Linked DNA regions of Homo sapiens: region 1 is linked to region 2. A link is a loop called in an ENCODE intact Hi-C map of the cell type or tissue named here. Cell type or tissue: PC-9. All regions are shown on one strand. Each heading gives the region's core, and the rest is flanking DNA. Links, peaks and the distances in the headings are about the cores only.

Region 1 (5,386 bases), core at 114-5,113, 530 kb after region 2:
TACTATGTATCTATAAAATAGAAAGAGGTAATACTTTATGTATGGATTTGGAATCATTTCTAGTACCTATTGTTAAGTGATGGGTGTATATCAGTACAGTATAGTGATACGTACATAATATAATATACTATGTATGTATGCAAAAAGTATGGGCACAGGGGAAGATGCAAGATTAATTACTTACATATTACATTAATATCTTTAGAAAATACACAAGAAACTGTGTAGTTAAGCACAAGAGTGTAAGAATGGTCACTAATTTATCTTTGTGCCTGGTGAAGTTTGAATAATATGAATGTATTACCTTATTTTAAAAGTTAAACTCTAAAAATTATAACAAGTATTATAGGCTACATTTCCTGAACTAAAAATTAAGAGATATTTGGTAGAAAGCAGGAAATTTGAAATACATTCCTAAAATATCTATCATTTTGATAGTGATTATATTCACAATGTGACTGACAGAGGAAGAGAATGATCCAGGGTGGCCACAACAAAGGGATGGCTTTTGAGCTAGGTCTTGAAGAGTGAAATGATGACCTATAAATATTGGCAAGTTGCAGTAAGAAGACTGAAAAGGATCGAACCTGATGGTTTTCTTTTTTTTCTTTTCTTTTTTTTTTCTTTGAGAGAGAGTCTTGCTGTGTCGCCCAGGCTGGAGTACAGTGGTGTGATCTCAGCTCACTACAACCTCTGCCTCCCAGGTTCAAGCAATTCTCCTGCCTCAGCCTCCTGAGTAACTGGGACTACAGGAGAGTGCCACCACCCCAGGCTAATTTTTGTATTTTTAGTATAGATGGGGTTTCACCATGTTGGCCAGGCTGGTCTTGAACTCCTGACCTCAGGTGATCCACCTGCCTCAGCCTCCCAAAGTGCTAAAATTATAGGCATGAGCCATTGCATGTAGCCTCTATTTTTTATGTGAAAGAAGAGGCAAAGTTATCTCTGAAATATGATTTTTTGAGAATAAAGAGGAAGACTTGAAGAGAATGAAAAAGGTTAACAGCATTTCCATAGGAAATGAATTTAAAAAGTAAGAACAAGTAGAATAGCCAGGTCAAAAAATACATGAATTTGCCACACTGTCATCAACACAGCGATGAGATTTTTGTCTGCCTACTCAGTTACAGAGGAAACAGATCGTGAACTGACACAGGGTTGAGGATGAACAGCACAGGTGTGGGAGGAGGATGAAGGAATGTGAAAGGACACTGATGTGAGAGATGTTAAAAGCCATTGACCATGCAGTCCTGCATGGAAACCCAGAAGAAACAGGAGACAATGGAAACTCAGCAGCACCCATACAGACTCAGAGATGGTAATGGGAGAGGAGGTAGTGAAGTTAGATGAACAGAAAATAATTTGATTATTGGTTTGAAGTTGAAGATTTCAAACATGAAACAATTCTGGGTGAAGATACAACCTAGACTAGAATGACTGACCATGGAGTTCTGCTTCTAATACTGGCTGTTGGAAAGCTATTGATGCTGTTTTATTTGGAGACATTACTTTTTGACTGAAAAATATAAATTGGATAGGCACCCTTAAAAACCTGGGGCATAGTTCTAGTGATCATATTTTATAAACCCAAATTAAAGCAGATGGCTTAGCAATAGCCCCTACATTTTGGTAATTTGTTGATGTATTTATATGAAAAGACAAAATAATATGTAACATATAACAATATATTGGTTCTATGTCAGAAAACTCAGGAACCACAGTTTCTGTAGCCATTATAGCAGTAACTTTTAGAATGACAAATAACAATGAGGCAAAAAATTAAATACTTCCAAACATGCTTAAAATACAACAATTTTGAGTTAGACTGTAAACTTCTTGAGAGAAGAGACCATTTATGAACTCCTGTGTTTCAATACTCCTTTTGCACAATTGTTCCCTTCATCACTACCAATATTTAGGACAGTATGGGCCAACAGTAAGAGATAAATAATACTTCTTGTTTAAATTCTTGGTTGGTGATTTTATCTATCTCTTTTGGGGAGGTGCATTCCAGCTAGAATAACTTAATTTTTTTATCCCCCAGAAGGATGGGTGTATTCTTTCTTGTTCTACTGCTAGTTTAAAGAACAGGCGACTTCCCTGCTCAGATTCCAAATTCCTTAGGAAAACAAGAAGCGACAACAAAACCACACCAGTAACTTCCACTCACATGTCAGTTTTAAAACAACTTGGGAAAGGTCAGTCTATTTGACTTCCTTCTATTGTTGAATTTACCCAGTTCCTGATTATATTACAGTCAGGTGGTGATTTTTAAAGGATATTCCTTTATCTGTTTCAGTTTTCTAAGCGACATAAATTAACCAGGAGCTTTCTTTTCACACTGAATACTGTTTGTCTTGGGAAAAGATTAGCTGTGATTTAAAATTTTTTTAAAAAACCTGTTCTCTTTAGCTCTTGCCTTTGCAAGCACACCGATAGCACTGGAGTGGGAACCCGTTGAAGAGATAGGTAGAAGGGAGCCAAGGAAAGCTCACCAGTGACACGAAGAGGTCACTGGTGTGTACTGTATCTCAATTTCACTGCCAAGGACACTCCTTAGTGGATTAAGCACTAAATTTAGACTTACTGAAATTATAGTCTTAGCCTTCAAACTAGGATTTCAGTTTGTTTTGATTTCTATTATCTCAAAGTTATTAGGTTTGTCCCAATTATCTGAAAACACACATTTATACTATGCAGTGGCTGAGTATAATGTGTAGAAAATTGTTCCTTAGGAAATCTTTTTAGTCTATCTTATGAACAATTCAGAATAATATATTATTTTTATATTTATCATTTTATTGATTGTTATTTTACTTTTCAGTTACCAATGCTACTCTAAATTTTCTATGGTTTTCTATATAATCTCTATATAATCTCCATATTTTTAGTACATTACATTTTTTTACCTTTATTATTATTATTTTTATCTCCCACTTGGCTTGGCTGCTTTAGTACATTTTTAAATGCTGCACAGACAATATCTGATAGTTAAAGTAGAATTCAATGTTTTCTTTTTTTTTAACTTTTAACTTCTGGGGTACAAGTGCAGCTTTGTTACATAGGTAAACTTGTATCCTGGGGGTTTTGTTGTTGAGATTATTTCATCACCCAGGTATTAAGCATAGTACCCATTAGTTATTTTTCCTGATCCTTTTCCTCCTCCCTCTCTCCACCCTTTCAAAGGCCCATGTGTCTTGTTGCCCTCTGTGTGTCCATGTGTTCTCATCATTTAGCTCCCACTTATAAGTGAGAATATGTGGTATTTGGTTTTCTGTTCCTGCATTAGTTTGCTGTGAATAATGGCCTTTAGCTCCATCTCTGTCTCTGCAAAAGGATACAAACTCCTTCTTTTTTATGGCCATATAGTATTCCTTGGTGTATATATACCATATTTTCAACATGAAAAAGGGGTGGAATATCAAAATCATCATTTGAAAAAAGAAATCCACAAAACTGGGTGGGAGTGGTCTGGGAGGAGATTGTGCTGGATGAGGAGATGTGTTTAGAGCATAACTTACTTTCTTTCTTTCTTTGTTTCTTTGTCTCTCTTTCTCTTTCTTTCATTTTTTTTTTTTCAGACAGAGTCTCTGCTTGCTCTGTCACCCAGTTTGGAGGGCAGTGGCACGATCGTGGATAACTGCAGCCTCGACCTCCCAAGCTGAAGCAGTCCTACCACCTCAGCCTGCCAAGTAACTGGGATTACAGGTGCACACCCCCATTCCTGGCTTTCTTTGTTTTTTCTGGTATAGATGAGGTGTTGCTGTGTTCCCCAGATGGTCTCAAACTCCTAGGCACAAGTGATCTTCCCGCCTTAGCCTCCCAAATTGTTGGGATTACAGATGTGAGCTGCTACGCCAGGCCTAGAGCATAAATTCTCAGATTACTTGAATGTGTTTCATGGGTAAACCTGCTTTTAGACTTCAATAATACTACTTACCAGAATAATGTTCCAGAGGCAATTTAGTATATGTTGGTCATCAGTGTTTAGGAATTGGGTAACCAAACCAGCAAGCTTAAAGTAACGGACAAGGAGTGCAGAGCAATGGTTATGAGCACACATTCTGCTTTGGGGAATTTGCGCAACGTGACCTTGGGCAATTTACCTAGCCTCTCTCTGCCTCAAGTTCCTCACCTGTAAAAGGAGGATAACAGAACTACCTCTTAAGATTGCTGTGAGGATTCATGAGGTAATAATATATGTATCACACGATATTGTGAACATTAATCCTGGCACATAGTAAACACTCAGACATCAACGTGAATACTCTGCCCAGTTTTTAAGTTGGTGTAGACTCCAGATGAACCATAAAACTGGTGGAAGTTTTAAAATAATGCCCATTTCTAGAGGTGGAAAAAAATAGCAAGATCAAAGAGCCCTGGCCTCTATGAAGGGATTGTGAAAGAGGAGAGAGATAATTAAGCATTTGGTTTGTACCAAGGAGGAAACACGTTTAATTTATAGCAGGAAAGGCTTAGTTTCAAGTTGGTAGACTTCCTGGCACATTGCGCTGTAAGATACTATTGAGCTGAAAATTGCAAAGAAAGGAGAACTTACTCAATGTCAGTCAAGATGGCATTAGTAAACTTGGAAGCTTCCCTGCATCTTTTTTGGATATGAAGTATAATGATTTGACATAAATATACTACTGCCTAAAACAAAAGAGCTGGATTCTACCACTATTAGAGTCACTTAACAGGGAGAATCACTTCACCCTGGGTCTCCTGATAGCAATTCAGTAACTAAGTTCCCTTGGTTGAGTTCCAAGACCAGTAATTCTTATAAGGAGGTTCACTCTAGAGCAAATAGTGTTTATGGTGATGTTTAAGCCTTACCCACATTCAATTTGAATTACAATGGAAAGTAAAAGTATTTGACATCTAATAATCCATTTACATTTGTTAGTGATCTCAATTTAAATCACCGTGCCTATGGCCTGACAGATGAGTTACTAGATTTTGATTTTCCTGAGGTTTATAATGTTTTAAAACTCATTAACATTTTAAATATTTACTATCTCATTTTATTACATAAAGCAGCACACAAACAAACTGAAAATTATTTCTAAACCAAATTTAATCCAGAACAGTTATTAAAACAATATATGTTAAAAAATGACATTTTAAAAAGCAAATGTGAAGAAGATACAGAGAAATACTGGAGTATCCATTGTCAGAATGATTTAATTTCAGTTCAAAGGGATTTGAAGATCAGTTAATTTGTCCATCCTTCGTCATGTTATACACAGGCTGCCTCTTTGCATGTTCCTTGAAGTTGTGCAGGACAGAGCCTGTGTGGCCTCGCCCAGTGCCCTGGTGATAGATGGGAAAATGGACTTAAATGCACTTGCCCCAGGCTTCTTAAAATGTTTGATTTCTTGTTGAC
Region 2 (5,386 bases), core at 235-5,234:
CATGCATATTGTCTGGTAGAAATGGTGTCTATCCCCAGATCCCATTTCACCAGACCAAGTATTAAGTAACTGATAAAAGGAATAAAATGCTAGTATCTCTCTAATGCCTATTTTCTTCTTATTTATCCTACCTGTATTATTTCTTACTTCCTTCCATTCCTCCTTCTCTCCTGGATTTGTAAAATATAAATCAATTAACTAAACTTACTTTCTTGACAATAATCAGCCTTAAAACTTTGTGTAGCCCAAACCCTTTTTGAATTTAATTGTAAGTTTTAACTCTCTTTTCAGGAAAAAAAAAAAATAGCATATGGGATAATACAAGCAGGTACCTGAATAATATTTCAGGCCCTTCATGGCCCACACTCAACTCCCTAAAGAAGCTAGAACCCCTATTCCAGCTTTCCTCCTTTCCTCTGCTCTCTAGTTGGATTTTCTTATCTGACATTACTCTCAATAACACATTAGAACCTTTCCTTTTCAGGGGCCAAGGGAGAGCTTTCCCCTTGGTCCTCTCAAGTTTCTATGAAAAATCAACTTGCAAAAGGTAGATTAATTGGGGAAAAGGTTTACAAATTTATTTAATGTGCATACGCAGGAGCCTTCAGAATAGAAACCCAAAGATACAGAAGAAATTGTTCATTTTATGCTTAGGTTAAATGAAGTATGGATGATTGTGTAGAAATATGATTGGACAAGAAGGGTATGATCTCATGCTAATAGATCGAGTGAGGAAAGCCAGCAAGGCCTGTCTGTCTGTATTCTTCTTGGCCCCTTTGAGCATGTATTTCTTCCTTCTAGGTATGAGGCAGGACCATCTCTGGAATGGGGGTCTTATGACCTACAGTCAAACAAGGTATATCAGATAAATTATGGCCAGTTTTTACACAGAAAGATGTCAGGAGGGAGTTAAAGTAATATTTTTAGGTTTTTATGGTTGGCTTTGGGGAAAAGCGGTTCTGGCTTCTATGACTTGCCTCGCAGAAAAGAGATTCTAGTTTCTATGATAGTCCTCCAGGGAGAGTGGGACTATGAAACAGGAGGGCAGGAGAAGGTCAGAGAAAATCTTTTGCTTCTGAGGCTGCTTCTGAAGCCTTCATTTGGGTTATTGTTTTCTGAGTCCCAACACCCCTCAATCCACTGGTAGAATAGACTTTCCATTTGCTTCTGCAGCTTATAGTCAGCAGTTATAGGGCTAGTGGGCAGGGATGAGGGTGTGGTGTTTGATATGGGAGAGAAAGGGGAATATACATCACCCAGTTTCTTCTCACAACCTGCTGGACCTGCAGATGACCAGTTTAGTCACCTATGTACAGTCAGTGATAAATGTGACAAAAATACTTGTGACTCCCAAACATGTGGGGAAATAAAGGGAAAAAGATATAGTCTAAAAGACCAAGAGAACAGCCTCAAAAGTAGCAGAAGGTTCTGCATAATATAGGAAAGTCTTTGTGGGCTCTGGCTACCAGATGCTTGTTATTCAAAGATTTCATTACGGTGCAATTCATAGGCATCTAAAATACCAGGAAATATACTAATAGCATTTGCAGTCCATCCCAAACCAGGAAGATTTCAAAAGTGTTCCATGTGAGCTCAGCCTTTTGCTTTGTTCACAAAGCAACCTGATCACTTGCTTAAGAGAGAAAATAGACTGTTTTTTAACCTTGCCTTTAAATTGTGAAATTCCTGTGATAAAAATAAGAAATAGTATATGAAGCCTTGGGGTCAGATCACCCACTGGTTTTCAGGAGTTCTCAATAGAGTTACTAGGCTTTGAAGCAACAAGGTGAAGGGAGATTATGGTTTCATACTAGTATTTGAATTTCCTGAGATTTATTTGCTTGAGAAAGACCCTTATCATCGTTGAAATGTTTAAAGAATTGAAAGAGCTGTTTTCTTGTTTGCAAATCCACTTTTTGCAATAGAAACCTCTAGGATGGAATGGAACAGCCACTGAACTTAAAACTGCATTTTATATGTTTTTTTTCTTACCCGATAAAAATACCAATCCCAGGATTCAATTTGTATAATTCTTCTTTCATACTCCAGTAACATCCTTAAATATTGGAAAAATCTTTACTTTGTGGGGGAGGGGAAGAAAACGATAACAGATCCTCTACCACATGATAAACCATGATATTTTCCTCAGTTGTTAGTCACATTGTACTTTTGGCCATGCCCCAGAAACCACAACCCTCAATTACATTTGCTTTCAGACATGTGGAAGAAACACATGCTAAAGTAATTAGCAAAACTATGACATTTACATTTTTCCCCTGTCAGTCCCTGTGATTCTTCAGCATATGATTCTACGTGAACCAAAACAATCATACATCAAGCTGACCACATTTATCCTTATCTAGTGCTTTGAAAATGTCAAAAAGTAAAACAGAAGAAAACAGTTTTTTCATAGACTTAGCACACTCTACTCCCTGTTTGGCAACAAGAACCACATGTGACAATGGCAGGAAGGTAAAGCATCACGTCTTATCCCAAAGTCATTGCACTCTGCAGACAGCCAACTGAGTTTGATGACTAGTGGCTCTGAGCTGTCTCATTTGCCCTGCATTTGCTGTTCCTCCTTCTCTGTTGATAGATTCTAGTGCTCATTAAATGAAACGTGTAGTACAACCTGAAATTAATGACCTTTAAGTAGAAAATGAAAATAGAACATCAAATTTTCATAGTATCAGGAGATTTGTTGCAGCAATGGTAAGTGTATCTTCTAACTCCATCAGCCAATATGTAATAGAACATCTTAGAGAGCAGTAAGAGTGTTGTGCATTTGCTTATGCCCCTATTACCCAATTTACTTGTAGGACTTTAATAATTGTTCACCATTGACTTCATATCTTCATAATCCCACAAGCATTCATTAATCATCTACTGTGGGCCAAGCACATAGACACTGCATGTATAAAGATGAATAAGGCATGGCCCTTGCTCTCAGGAAGCTCACAAAATAGCGGGAATGACAGACATATATGTTAATGATATTGCATAGTGGGATAGAGTTATAACCAAGCTAACTAAAACACTCTATGAAGCACAGATAAAGAGACTTCATCTGTGAGTCACAACGGAAGCTGTGACCCTGACCACAGCCAAGAAATATGTCTTTAGTAATCATGCTACCTATCTTTTTGTTTGCCTTTCTAGATCTCCTCCCTACCTTTCTCCACCCTGTTCTTGCCCCATGAAGCTGACCTCTGAGGACTGGACAAACAGGCTCTTTTGCCCTCTTGGCAAGAGATAAGAGGATTAAAGGAAGAGACTAGGCTATTTGTTTCCCTTTACTTTCCTGCCTAGTTTCCATGGACTGGTGGCATCTTTCTACCAAAGGCTATAGCTCCTGTCAGAGCCCTTTCCACACAACTCCCCTCTCCAGATTCCCAGTCCCACTCTCCCCTTCCCCTTTTCAGCCTAGGAGAAATAACGATCCCTTGTTGGCTTCCTACACTCTGCCCACACCTAAATAAAAAAATAACCCTTTATTAAACTCTCTTCAGTTACCCAGTTTGAAAATTTTGTCTGCTTCTTGCCAGGACTCTGACTAATGCAGTAACCCTCTAGGAATTTAAGGGATTCAATAATTTCAGTGTTACTCATAGAGAATCCAGCTTGGGAGCACACAACTAGGGTCTCACCAGTCACTGAGCAAACCCATCACAAATGTCCTCAAAAGATACCCCTCCTAATAATTCCAGTTCTTACCCAGGAGAGCCACTTACTCTAGAACAGGCCCTACCTCATCAATCCTGCCATAGGCAAACTGAAATAACAACAGAGTTCAGGACATGCTACACAAAAATATGGCACCCTAGCATGTGAGGAAACAGCAGAAGTAGGATATAGAAAGAATTCCACTTGTACCTTTGCCCCCGAAGCAGGCCATAAAACCTCCCCTGAAAATAGGTCATAAACCTCTCATTCCAGAGGAGTCCTCTGTATTCCTGGAAAAAGGAATGTCACAGAGATATTAAGAAGCATTGGGACAAAGCGGCCTTCTTAAGTCCCCCCAGTTTATTACCATTAGATCATACTCTTTTGTTCTCTAATCATACCTCTCTGCGTGACTGTCCATAAAAATATAGTTTTCCCTGTTTCTTTGGGTCTTTATTTCTGAAGGCTACCATGTCACATAAAATTTGTATTAAATAAATATATATGCTTTTCTTTTGTTAATCTGTCTTTTGTTATAGGGGTCTCAGCCATAAACCTTGTGATGCATGAGGAAAAACTATTACCTTTTTTTTTTTTCTACACTAACACCCACCATTTTGCAGTGAGGTCAGGGGGTAGACAGAATTCTAAGAGACCTCCAAGCTTCCCAGCCCCTGACACACACACATTTTTCCCAGTAATTTAATCGAATGCTGATCTAGTTGCTGCTATGAAAGAATTTTGGAGATGTGACTAGGATCCCAAATAAGCTGTCCTTAAATTACAGCTATTATCTGGTGAGCCTGATCTAATCCCATGAGCATTTCAAAGCCAGAGAGTTTTCTCCAGCTGATCGAAGGAGTGCATGTCAGAGGTATATGCTCTGGCTGACTTGGAAGACAGCAGGCATCCATACTATGAACTGCCTATGGAGGCCATGTAGTAAGGAACTGAGGGTGGGCTCTGGGAGCTGAGAGAGGTCCTTGGCCAACAACCAGCAAGAAAATAGGGCCTCAGTCCTGCAACTACATGGAAATGGATATGTCCAACAATTACTGAACTTAGCAGAGGACTCCAGGACTCAAATGAGAACCACAGCCCGAGCTGACACCTTCATTCAGCCTGCTGAGACCCTGAGCAGAGAATTTGGCTATGTCATTCAAGATTCTGCCCAACAGAAACTACGAGATAATAAATTTGTGATATTTTATAGCTACTAAGCTTGCAATAAATTGTCAGGCAGCAATAGGGAACTAATACAGGCAACATGGTAGCTTTGCTCTGCTTTTGGCAAATGAATTAACTTAAACACAAGTTTCTTCAAAAAAATAAAACATATTCCTTTCAGTGCAAACACTTTGATATATTAATATATTATCCATTCATTTGCCTTATTATGTAGTACTTAGTGTACTGCCTGATATTGAAAACATCTAATAAATAGGTGCTGAATGAAATATACAGGAATCATTTGACATTTTCTTCATTACTCAGATTACTAAATTCTAAAAGCATCCATTATTTACTAGACTCTGTGAAAGATTGGATTACTCATTACCAATATCCACTGTCTTTCATTAGGAGAGGGTTATGCTTTCCTGTACCTTTGAAGTAAGGCTTGGCATGTAATTTACAGCAGCTAATAGTAAGCAGAAGCAATATGATCACCACCATGCAGAAGCCTTAAGAGTCCTTTTGTGCTTCGCCCTGCATTTTCCCTGCT

Evidence for each region. Hi-C counts contacts between places; a loop is a spot of excess contacts. Peaks named below come from ENCODE experiments on the same cell type or tissue, not always from the same donor. Only the 100,000 strongest peaks of a DNase experiment are listed, where the experiment ranks them.
Region 1: it touches region 2 in a loop (3-fold over the local background); 1 of 110 quality-filtered maps calls a loop at or near these places.

What each region holds. Positions count from the first base shown.
Region 1 is chr6:113,877,193-113,882,578 of GRCh38, forward strand. It overlaps LOC124901382 (a long non-coding RNA gene), which reads left to right. Exons shown (of 3, transcript XR_007059716.1): 2 at 3,582-5,386. Among named protein-coding and RNA genes, the nearest start is that of MROCKI, 6.5 kb to the left of the region's middle. In PC-9, for the core only: a CTCF peak has its summit at 2,521; a DNase peak (open chromatin) is centred at 2,469; H3K27ac peaks cover 1,051 bases.
Region 2 is chr6:113,349,148-113,354,533 of GRCh38, forward strand. The region is part of intron 3 of LOC107986637 (a long non-coding RNA gene); the gene reads right to left. Among named protein-coding and RNA genes, the nearest start is that of LINC02518, 82 kb to the right of the region's middle. In PC-9, for the core only: no CTCF peak of the experiment used is centred there; DNase peaks (open chromatin) are centred at 3,184 and 3,604; H3K4me3 peaks cover 874 bases; H3K27ac peaks cover 4,548 bases.